2 separate regions of the Homo sapiens genome follow, and region 1 is linked to region 2. A link is a loop called in an ENCODE intact Hi-C map of the cell type or tissue named here. Cell type or tissue: K562. All regions are shown on one strand. Links, peaks and the distances in the headings refer to the core of each region. The heading gives the core; the rest is flanking DNA. Region 1 has its middle 110 kb from the start of GMPS. Region 2 holds the start of C3orf33 (chromosome 3 open reading frame 33).

Evidence for each region. A loop is a pair of places that touch in the nucleus more often than their neighbours do. Peaks named below come from ENCODE experiments on the same cell type or tissue, not always from the same donor. Only the 100,000 strongest peaks of a DNase experiment are listed, where the experiment ranks them.
Region 1: it touches region 2 in a loop (7-fold over the local background); 3 of 110 quality-filtered maps call a loop at or near these places.

Annotation. Positions count from the first base shown.
Region 1 is chr3:155,981,304-155,986,684 of GRCh38, reverse strand. No RefSeq gene overlaps it. Among named protein-coding and RNA genes, the nearest start is that of GMPS, 110 kb to the right of the region's middle. In K562, for the core only: a CTCF peak has its summit at 2,651 (motif pointing right); no DNase peak of the experiment used is centred there.
Region 2 is chr3:155,803,923-155,809,303 of GRCh38, reverse strand. C3orf33 (chromosome 3 open reading frame 33) reads left to right here and starts at 3,026. Exons shown (of 5, transcript NM_001308229.2): 1 at 3,026-3,165. The coding sequence starts at 3,052. RefSeq lists a silencer at 2,742-3,091. In K562, for the core only: a CTCF peak has its summit at 3,002 (motif pointing left); DNase peaks (open chromatin) are centred at 2,973 and 3,283; H3K4me3 peaks cover 1,486 bases.

The DNA of each region.
Region 1 (5,381 bases), core at 120-5,119, 180 kb before region 2:
CACCTACATGTTATGTGGAGAACTGGAGATTCATGCTACCTCTCAAAGAAACAAGAGTAGGCTGGGCACAGTGGCTCATGCCTGTAATCCCAGCACTTTGGGAGGCTGAGGTGGGCAGATCACTTGAGGTCAGGAGTTCAAGACCAGCCTGACCAATATGGTGAAACCCCATCTCTCCTAAAAATACAAAAATTATCCAGGTGTGGTGGCAAGCACCTGTAATCCCAGCTACTCGGGAGGCTGAGGCAGGAGAATCACTTGAACGCGGGAGGTGGAGGTTGCAGTAGGCTGGGATCATGCCACTAAACTCCACCCTGGGCAACAAAGCAAGATGAAAGCAAGAAAGCAAGGAAGGAAGGAAGGGAGGCAGGGAGGGAGGGAGGAAGGGAGGGAGGATGGGAGAGAAAAGTAAATCAGTTAGGAATATTAGTAAACAATGACAAATTTTTCAAGAGAAGCCAGAAGTTGAATTCTTTTGTATGTAACATCTCCTGATATTTAAAACATGGTGCTGTTCAAACAAAACATAATGTGACCCAGACTTGTCCTGTGAGCTGCCAGCTTTTTTCCTTTGAGTTGCAAGATTTTTCTTTCATACGTTGACCTGACTTTTGATGCCTTGTAGTCTAGTTATTAAACAAGGGTTTTTGCTTTCACTGCTTTATATTGTTTCTACATTTATTTAATATGGCTTATCTATACCTAACTTGTTCCTAATCCTGCCCATTTAGCAGTTTTATCCCCATCTTCACACAGGTTAAATAATGGACCATAATTCTATCAGCACATTTATTATTACAATAATACTACCTCATAGCAACAGGGGTAACCACATGTTTCTCAAGAACCAAAATCAATGGGAATAAAAGAGGAGTCATTTTTCTGCCATCTGTCTCACAATGCAGACTCCAGGAACATATGCTTACACCAAGGACTTCCTGGAGAGGCATTGTTTAGAAAATGAGGCTGTGAGTACCTTGAGAGTAACTGCTGTGTCTTCAATTGCATCAAAGACCCAAGAGCTCCTCACAAAAACATTTATCTGAGAAGTTCCTTTGTCCCCTTATCCTCTAGAAAAATGAATGTAAGGGAACTCAACATCAAAGTAGGTATGGACGTGGCCAATAAAAACTTTGCACAGGCTGGGCGCTGTGGCTCATGCCTGTAAGCCTAGCACTTTGGGAGGCCAAGGCGGGTGGATTACTTGAGGTCAGGAGTTCAAGACCAGCCCGGCCAACATGGCGAAACCCCGTCTCCACTAAAAACACAGAAATTAGCCAGGCGCAGTGGCGGGCGCCTGTAATTCCAGCTACTTGGGAGACTGAGGCAGGAGAATCGCTTGAACCTGGGGGGCGGAAGTAGCAGTGAGCCAAGATAGTACCACTGCACCCCAGCCTGGGTGACAGAGTGGAACTCTATCTCAAAAAAACAAAAAAAAAAACTTCTCACAGTAGTGATCACAGTCCTGGAAAGTCTTGGATAAGAAAATTCTAAATAGCCAATTTACAATAAACTAGGGAGGAACTTGGTAGACACTACATGGCAAATTGTATTAATATTCAAAATATCTGATACCCCTTTTGGTGGGAAGACTATACTTTCCACCACACTGATGTCATGCTTGGCCATGTGACTTCTACTTCCCTTTCCTGTTGTGTATTCATCCCCACTCCATTGAATGCAGATGGCATGCTTTGGGACAAGAAATGTGAGTAGAGGTGCTGTGTTCCTCTTTGGAACAAAAGCTTCTCTTTTCCTTTGACTGGCATGTCTCGGGGGAGCCCACTTCTTCAAGCTGAGTTGCATAATAAAGATGACAGGGAGCAAAGCCTCCACTGACTTGCAATCAATATGGAGCATGAGTGAAAAATACACCTTGGTTGTCACAAGCTATTGAGATCTTAAGGCTGTTTGTCACCACAACATAACTTAGCCTAAACTGACCGATGAAATTTACTGCAACAAATCCATAATACTTTATATTTTGGACACATAAATTTTCTTCCAAACAATGCATAGTGCTTTATGTTCTCTGGCTAATTCTCTCAAATGCAGTCAATGGTTCGATTTGGTTTGGCTTTGACATTATCTATTTTAATAAATACAATTACTATTGTATTACCTCTCTGCCTCCAAATACCAAGGAGTCTCTCCACCAGACTACTAAGAACACTATTTTTAAAATCTGAAAAGTGTTTTGAGAACTTAGGAGTGAGTTAACCTTAAGGTTCTTTACTTTAAAGACCTCTGTGAAGAACTAACTTCTGGTTTTCAGTCCAGCATGTAAGAAACTTGGAAGTCACCATTCCATCCTAATAACAAGTAAAAAAACTGAACAAATGGAAAAATCAACAACTCTTCTTAGATCCATCAGAGAAAAGAAGTTCCAGAGCAAACCACTTCCTCAAAATTTGGAGAGAGTAACAGGTACAGAGAATTGCAACTTAACAGAGCAGAAACCTCTTCAGGAACCAGTGCCAAGGTAGGGAAACCTGAATTATAATTGAGGAAATGCTAGAGGCTCAGAATAGATAAGACTGAGGTTTAAAACTTTAGAAAGGCCTCACACTTTTGTCAGTGTTCACTCCTGGAGCTCCACCAGGTTCTTACAGTGAATATCAAGGGAAAATCCCCTTGTGCTTCCAATAGGGGGCGGGGAAAGATAACCTTGAAATATGCCACAGCATTCTGTTCTTCTTAACAAGAACTTCCCTCAGGAGAAACTATTTTATCACAGCCTAACCTACTGGAGTTTTATCAGAGTGAAACCCACCTAGGGGAAGGAATATATCCAACTCCAGCTCCTTCTAGCCATCCTAGCCCACCTAAGATGGTGGCTCTGGGGGAAATGAGAAACATATGCGAAGTTCACAGTTTAAAGTTAAAGGCTCACTAAAAGACTGAAACCCAATCATAGAACTACAGAATGCCTCCTTTTTCCCCACACCTTATCACCACATCACTAAAGGACTATTTACCAGAGCTACTTTCACCCAGTCCATCATGTCTGGCTTTCAAAAAAAAATTACAAGGCATACTAAAAGGCAAAAAACACAGTTTGAAGAGAGAGCAAGCATCTAAAGCAGACTCACATGTGGCAGGGATATTGGAATTATCAGACTGTGAATTTAAAGCAACTGTGATTGGCTGGGTGTGGTGGTTCACACCTGTAATCCCAGCATTTTGGGAGGCTGAGGCAGGTGGATCACCCGAAGCCAGGAGTTTGAGACTAGCCTGGCCAACATGGTTAAACCCCGTCTCTACTAAAAATGCAAAAAAAAAAAAAAAATTAGCTGGGCATGGTGGCAGGCACCTGTAATCCCAGCTACTCGGGAGGCTGAGGCAGGAGAATCACTTGAACCCGGGAGGCAGAGGTTGCAGTGAGCTGAGACAGCACCATTGCACTCCAGCTTGGACAACAAGAATGAAACTCCATCTCAAAAAAATAGATAAATAAAAATTAAACAACTGTATTAATAAGCAAAGAGTTCTAATGGAAAAGAAGGCAACATGTAAGAACAGCTAGGTAATGAAGGCAGAGAGACAGAAATTTTAAGAAAAAATTTAAAAATTGTTAGAGATCAAAAACACTGTAATGGAAAGAAAGAATGCCTTATATGGGTTCATTTGTAGATTAGGCACAACTGAGGAAAGAATCTCTGAGTTTGAGAACATGGCAAGAGTCCTGTTATTTGGGTTTTTTTTTTTTTTTTTTTTTCTTTTGAGATGGAGTCTCGCTCTGTTGCCCAGGTTGGAGTGCAGTGGAGCGATCTCGGCTCACTGCAACCTCTGCCTCCCAGGTTCAAGTGATTCTTCTGCCTCAGCCCTCGAGTAGCTGGGACTACAGGCAGGCACATGCCACCATGCCTGGCTAATTTTTGTATTTTTTAGTTGAGACAGGGTTTCACCATGTTGGTCAGGCTGGTCTCGAACTCCTGACCTCGTGATCCACCTGCCTCAGCCTCCCAAAGTGCTGGGATTACAAGTGTGAGCCACCATGCCCAGCATGGGGTTTTTAAGTGTAAAAATATACACAAGTCTGAAACATCTCCCTTTGGAATCTTTGAGTTTCAAAGTTTTAGCTTTATAGTGCAGCTTCCCTTTGAGCTTCATTCAAAATTATAAGATGGAAGAAATCTGGGGAGAAAAAAAAACATAGCCAATTACAGCTCTGAATACTCCAACATCTGTTCCTGACAACAGAGAGTAAAGTTTCCCCTTGTTGCATTTGTCACCCTCTAAAGTAAAGGAGCAAGAGACACAGTGAAAGTGAAGCCCGGAAACACTAGTAAAGCAACTTACAATACTACCCCCAACATCTACTTAGTCCTAAAGCTCAGGACAATCTTGCCAACAAACACAATTTTGGTTTCTCTTAGACAGCCAGAGAAACACAGGGTAACACAAGGGAAATCTCATGCAAGTGAAGTTAAATATCTGTGAGGTTTTTTCTTGAATTTGCATTTCTGAAAATTCTCCTTTATTTCCCATCTGGCCTCCTGAGGAGTGAGGGTATTCTGTGGGCATCCAGTTATTAGAGTAAGTATTTTTACATTCTATAGCCATTTTATATGGATACTAGATCATGTTTACATTTTTACAGTGACATTTCTAAGGTTTATAATAGTCCACATTCGTGATAAAAATGGAAATATTGAGAAAATTTAGGCCATTGGGATCGTAGCCAGTAGTATCCTTCAACAGTGAATAGAACTTGACTATTTAAGGGCTTAAGAACACATTATTTTTTCTAGCTTTTAACTTGATGACATCATCATACAGGTATTTCTGTAAAAGAATTTAAGTTTGGGTAACATAAGCCCACTGGCCTCACCCCAAGTTACTCTCACCGTACCTTGGAATTACAGCTATATGACCCATCAGCACACATTCTTGCACCTTAGGAATTCATGCTCCTTATCACTGTACCATAAGGCCTCTTCCAGAAAAGAAAAAAAGAGAGCATACTCCCCTAATGTATTCTATCAGGTAAGTAAAAACTCAACATGAAAAAAGACAAGTACAATATGAGAAAGAAGTATTACAAGCCAATCTCACTTATAAACATAAATGAAAAACTCCTAAACAAAATATTGACACAACACATCCAGTAGGGCACAAAAACAATGACATATCTTGACCAAGTTTGGTTTATAACAGAAATTCAGGGGTAGTTTAACCCTAGAAAATCTACAAATGTATTTTTCATGTTCACAGATTAAAGGAGAGAAAACTTACATATACTCATTTAAATAGATGCAGAAAAAGCATTTGACAAAATTAAACATGCAGACATGACTTATTCCTAAAATAAACTAGGAAAGAGAACTTGCTCGCATTGATAAAAGATATCAAGCACAAACTTAATTCTTAGTGATAAA
Region 2 (5,381 bases), core at 143-5,142:
CCTCATCTGATCCTGAGGTATGTTGTGTAAGAAAAATAGAATGGTTGACTTTGAAACTGGGAACCAAGGCTAGAAACTGGGGTGAGATTCTCATGAAATATTCAACTTTTTTCTTTTTCTTTGGTCTCTGGGAACACTTACATTAGTATCCAATCATTTTTTTTTTTTTTGAGACGGAGTTTTGTTCTTGTTGCCCAGGCTGGAATGTAATGGTGCGATCTCAGCTCACTGCAACCTCTGACTCCCGGGTTCAAGCAATTATCCTGCCACAGCCTCCTGAGTAGCTGGGATTACAGGCATGCGCCACCACACTTGGCTAATTTTTTTGTATTTTTTAGTAGAGATGGGATTTCTCCATATTGGTCAGGCTGGTCTCGAACTCCTGACCTCAGGTGATCTGCCAGCCTTGGCCTCCTAACGTGCTGGGATTACAGGCATGAGCCACCATGCCCAGCCCTCCAATCAATTTTTTAAATGATAATTCCACCTCATTAATTTCAAACATTCAGTAAGAGTCTATTACAGATATGTTCATGGTATTGTAGGAAATTAAGGGATGGGGCAGTGAATCTAAGTGTGGCTTTTCATGTATATCTCTCTGTTGAGGTCATGTAATCATCTTATTCAGTGAGTTTTCAGAAATTACCAGCAGGAAAAGGAACAGTGTGCCTTGGTGGATCTAACTCAGGAGCATAAGTCTCTGATTAATCTGCAGAAGTCCTGGAACAAGCACTAGATTTCTCACATCAATGCATAGTGAGGTGATGCTGAAACATTATTGAAGGAGACTTAAAGACATTTAGAGGACTTAGAGATGTCCAGGTGGCTGACATCTGAAATATTAAGAAAGACTTTGGGATGGAAAGTAGGCAGAATGGACTAACCTGTCTTCAACTAGGACACTGAAAATGCTAGCAGATAGGAGAGAAGAGGTATGGGACATTGGAAAACCAAAAGGAGTAATGTTAGGCAAATGATTGCCTAAGAAATCCACACTTCCTTTCCTTTTATTAACTAAATTTATTTTAAATCTAGTAACACAGAGATATTTTTATTTGAAATAGTGATTATGGATTAATATGTATCTTTGTAGATGGATTTTCCCCAATATCATTTGTGTTCCACCCTTGATGGAAATTTGTAGGTATTTTTGTGATTTGGCCAATTGCCTGTATAAGAGACAGTGTTGTGGTTAACTGCACAGAGTGAGCCAACTGGCTGAGTTGAATGCCTGCACAACATCCCAGTTTATCACTTCTTGGCTAGGTGACCTTAGCTACTGCCTTAATCATTCTGTGCATACTTGCTCTGTAAAACTGGGATTAATAATAGTGCCTACCTCATGAGTTGCTGGGAGGATGAAGGGAGTTAATGTCTGAGAAGCACCTAGAACAATACCTGGCGCATAGCAAGCAAGACCCAAGTGTCAACGATTCTTATTTACTTACTTTCTTGTCTTTTCTTTTTATTGAGACAAGAGTCTTGCTCTGTGGCCCAGGCTGGAGTGCAGTGGTGCGATCTTGGTTCACTGCAACCTCTGCCTCCTGGGTTCAAGCGATTCTTCTGCCTCAGTCTCCTGAGTAGCTGGGACTACAGGCGCATGCCACCACGACTGGCTAATTTTTTGTATTTTTAGTAGAGATGGGGTTTCACTGTGTTAGCCAGGATGGTCTCGATCTCCTGATCTCATGATTCAACCTCCTCAGCCTCCCAAAGTGCTGGGATTACAGGCGTAAGCCACCACGCCCGGCTGTTATTTACTTTCTATTGGCTATAACACAGAGACAATACACTCCTTGAAGCCACCACTCATAATATGTATTGTTAGGAATACAACATAGTCTGTTTTGACTTTTAAAGGTAATATTTGCATAAAGTAAAAAAAAAAAAAAAACTCCAGTAGTATAATTGCACTCTCCAATATAATAGCCACTAGCCATATGTGACTAAATTAATTAAAATTAATAAAGTTAAAAATTCAGTTCCTTGATTTCAGTAGCCACATTTCATGCAGGCAATACCCACATGAAGCTACAGGACATTTCTATCACTGAAAAATGTTTATTAGAGGTGGCAGATTGTGAAACCTCTTGCCCTTTCCTACCTTCCGTTTCCCGGGGTAGTCACTGTTACTAGTTTCTTGTATAGTATTTAGTATTTATTTATTTTTTTAGATGGAGTCTTGCTCTGTTACCCAGGCTGGAGTGTAGTGGCACGATCTTGGCTCACTGCAACCTCCGCTTCCCAGGTTCAAGCGATTCTCCTGCCTCAGCCTCTTGAGTAGCTGGGATTATAGGCGCATACCACCAGGTTCAGCTAATTTTTGTATTTTCAGTAGAGACGGAATTTCGCCATGTGGGCCAGGCTGGTCTCGAACCCCTGACCTCAAGTAATCCGCCCGCCTCGGCCTCCCAAAGTGTTGGTATTACAGGCAGGAGCCACCACACCCGGCCTCAATATATATTTTTATTACATAAATGTTACCATATTATTTGCACTGCTCTGTATCTAATTTTTGTTTTATTTAAAATGTATTAACTACTGTTTTCTAACAGCTCAAAGATTTAGAGCATGTGATATTAGGCTTTCAGAGCAGCTCTTAAAACTTTAAAGCACAATTTGAATATAAGAAATATGCATAGGTTTCAAGGACAGGTCGTATTTGGTTAAAAAATATGCATATGCTGTTCCTTGGGAGCAGGTGGAAGGAATGAATTACTTCAATTTCCTTCCTTGTGTGGCACCTGCGAAAACCACGTTGCAGCTGAGTGAATTGAAGTCACCAGCTGACAATCATCCTACTAGCTTGATAGGGAATGCTTCAGCCCCCACAGTGCTGCTCAGAGATCTCCTGCATCGTGGAATCACCCTGCATAAAAGCGGTTGGGGCACTGTTAAGACGTCTGATATCTGGGGCCCGCCCACTGGCGACTGCAGGTCGCGGGGCCACCCCGGTCCGCGGGGAAGGGGACCCCGCCGCCTTCCCGAGGTGAGCGGCGCCCCCTGCCGCCAGCCGGAGGAGCTCAGGGCCGCTCGCAGGAGGCCGGGAACATGGCGGGGCAGCCCGCGGCCACCGGCTCGCCGTCTGCCGACAAGGACGGAATGGAGCCCAACGTCGTGGCTCGGATCTCGCAGTGGGCAGACGACCACCTGCGCCTAGTCCGGGTACTGGGGCCACGCAGTCTGGGCGGGTGGTGGGCGCGGGGCGGCACAGAGCGACCCTGAGAACAACGTGAGGCCTCAGGCGTGGATCCCGCCGGGGCCGGGGAGCGACAGAAAACTGCGGGGGAATGAGCTCGAGAGGGCGACATCGCGAGTGTCGTGTGTGCGGGGCTGCAGAGGGCCGGGGGCGGGCCAGGGGGCCAGTTCGGCCTCATTATTACAAGGACTGTTCTGGATCCTTGCTGGGCTGTAGGGGGCACCTCAAAGGGTGAGACGCAGCCCAGCTCGGGGATGCCACCTGGTCCATTAGAGCATTTGGGGAGGGCCCAGAGAGGAGACCGAGGAAGAGCAGGGAAGTCCTGTACGCCTTGGGAGAGAGCATTTCTAATTTTTATTTATTTTTAATTTTATTTTTTAGGGACACGGTATTCCTCTCTGGCCCAAGCTGGAGTGCAGTGGCACGATCATAGCTCACTGCTGCTGCTCCACCCACTTCGGCCGAAAAGATCCTCCCACTTCAGCCTCCCGAGTAGCTGGAACCACAGGTTGCGTGCGCTACCCCATCGACTACTTTCTTTTAGAGTTAGAGACTGGGAGTCTTGCTATGTTGTCCAGGCTGTCCTCCAACTCCTGGCCTCAAGTGATCTCCCACCTCAGCCTCCCGAATAGATTTCTTTTTTTTGAGACAGGGTCTCCCTCTGTCACGCCTGGAGTGCAGTGGCACCATTATGTCTCGTTGCAGTCTCCACTTCCTGGGCTTAAGCAATCCTCCCACCTCAGGCTCCCGAGTAGCTAGGGCTACAGGCACTTGTCACCACACCAGGCTAATTTGTTTTTTGTTTGTAGAGGCAAGGTCTTCCTGTGTTGCCCAGGCTGGCCTTGAACTCCTGGTCTCAAGAGATCTGCCCGCCTCGGCCTCCCAAAGCACTGGGATTGTAGGCATCAGCCACTGGTGCCCTGCCTTTTTTTTTTTTTTTTTTTTTAAGTGAAGCACTAAGCCTCTGGAGTTGAAGCAAGAGAGGGACATGTTAGGCCACCAGGCAAGAGAGGGTTGTGGCTAAGACACAGAATTGTGGTGATATGAATTGTTTGGGTGTGAGGTACAAAGAAAGAGGTCCAAGGAGGCTGGTAATAGTTGCTGATAAGGAGAAGGAGTTGGAATAAATGATTTATTGGGGAAAATCTAGAGAACTTTTTGGACACGTACATGGAGATGTGCAAATTTGGAGATCATTATTAGACTTCTAAGCAGAATTGTAGATGCTGTCCTTGGCAACTGGATATGGGGTCCGGTGTTGAAGGGAGATCAGAACCTGACATAGAACATTGGGAATGACCTGCATAAACCTTAAGTAGCATTTAAAGCCGTGGGCTTGAATAACATCTCAGAGCAAGTGAGAAAAGCTACTGAAGAAGCCCTAGAATTTGGGGGATTATAACATTGAGAATCTGGGGAGTAAAGAGGAGGTCAGCAAAGACTAAGAAGAAGCAGACAGTGAGGTAGTAAAAAAGTCAAGACAGCCAGGTGTTCTAGAAGCCAAGTGAAGAAAATGTTTTCAGAAGGAATCATTAACTTTAAAAAATAATACTGGAAAGTTGAGTAAGATAACTTTGCAAATGCTCTACAGCCAAGCAGCACAAAGTCCAAAGCCATGCCTGTTTTCACTCATCATTGTAGCCCCAGTTCTTAGAGTAATGCCTGCTACTTAGTAAGTGCTAGATAAATATTTGTAGCATCATTGAATGGTAAATAATATATGTGTTAATTGGTGAAAACTCATTTCTTCCAGTTAAGCAGTAATAGATGCATGGGTTATTTCAAATTAAAAAATGACTTCAGAAGGATTATGGGAGGAAGTTGTGTAAATTAGAACATAGTTATAATATTACAAATAATCCAATCACAGAACCCAGAGTATGTACCTTTGTGCATATTTTCAATCTCATTTCCTTTTTCTTTTTTTTTAGACCAAGTCTTGCACTTGTCCCCCAGGCTGGAGTGCAATGGTGTGATCTCGGCTCACTGCAACCTCTGCCTCCCAGGTTCAAGTGATTGTCCTGCCTCACCCTCCTGAGTAGCTGGGATTACAGGTGCCTGCCACCAAGCCTGGCTAATTTTTGTATTTTTAGTAGAGATGGGGTTTCACCATGTTGGCCAGGCTGGTCTCGAACTCCTGACCTCAGGTGATCTGCCCGCCTTGGCCTCCCAAAGTGCTGGA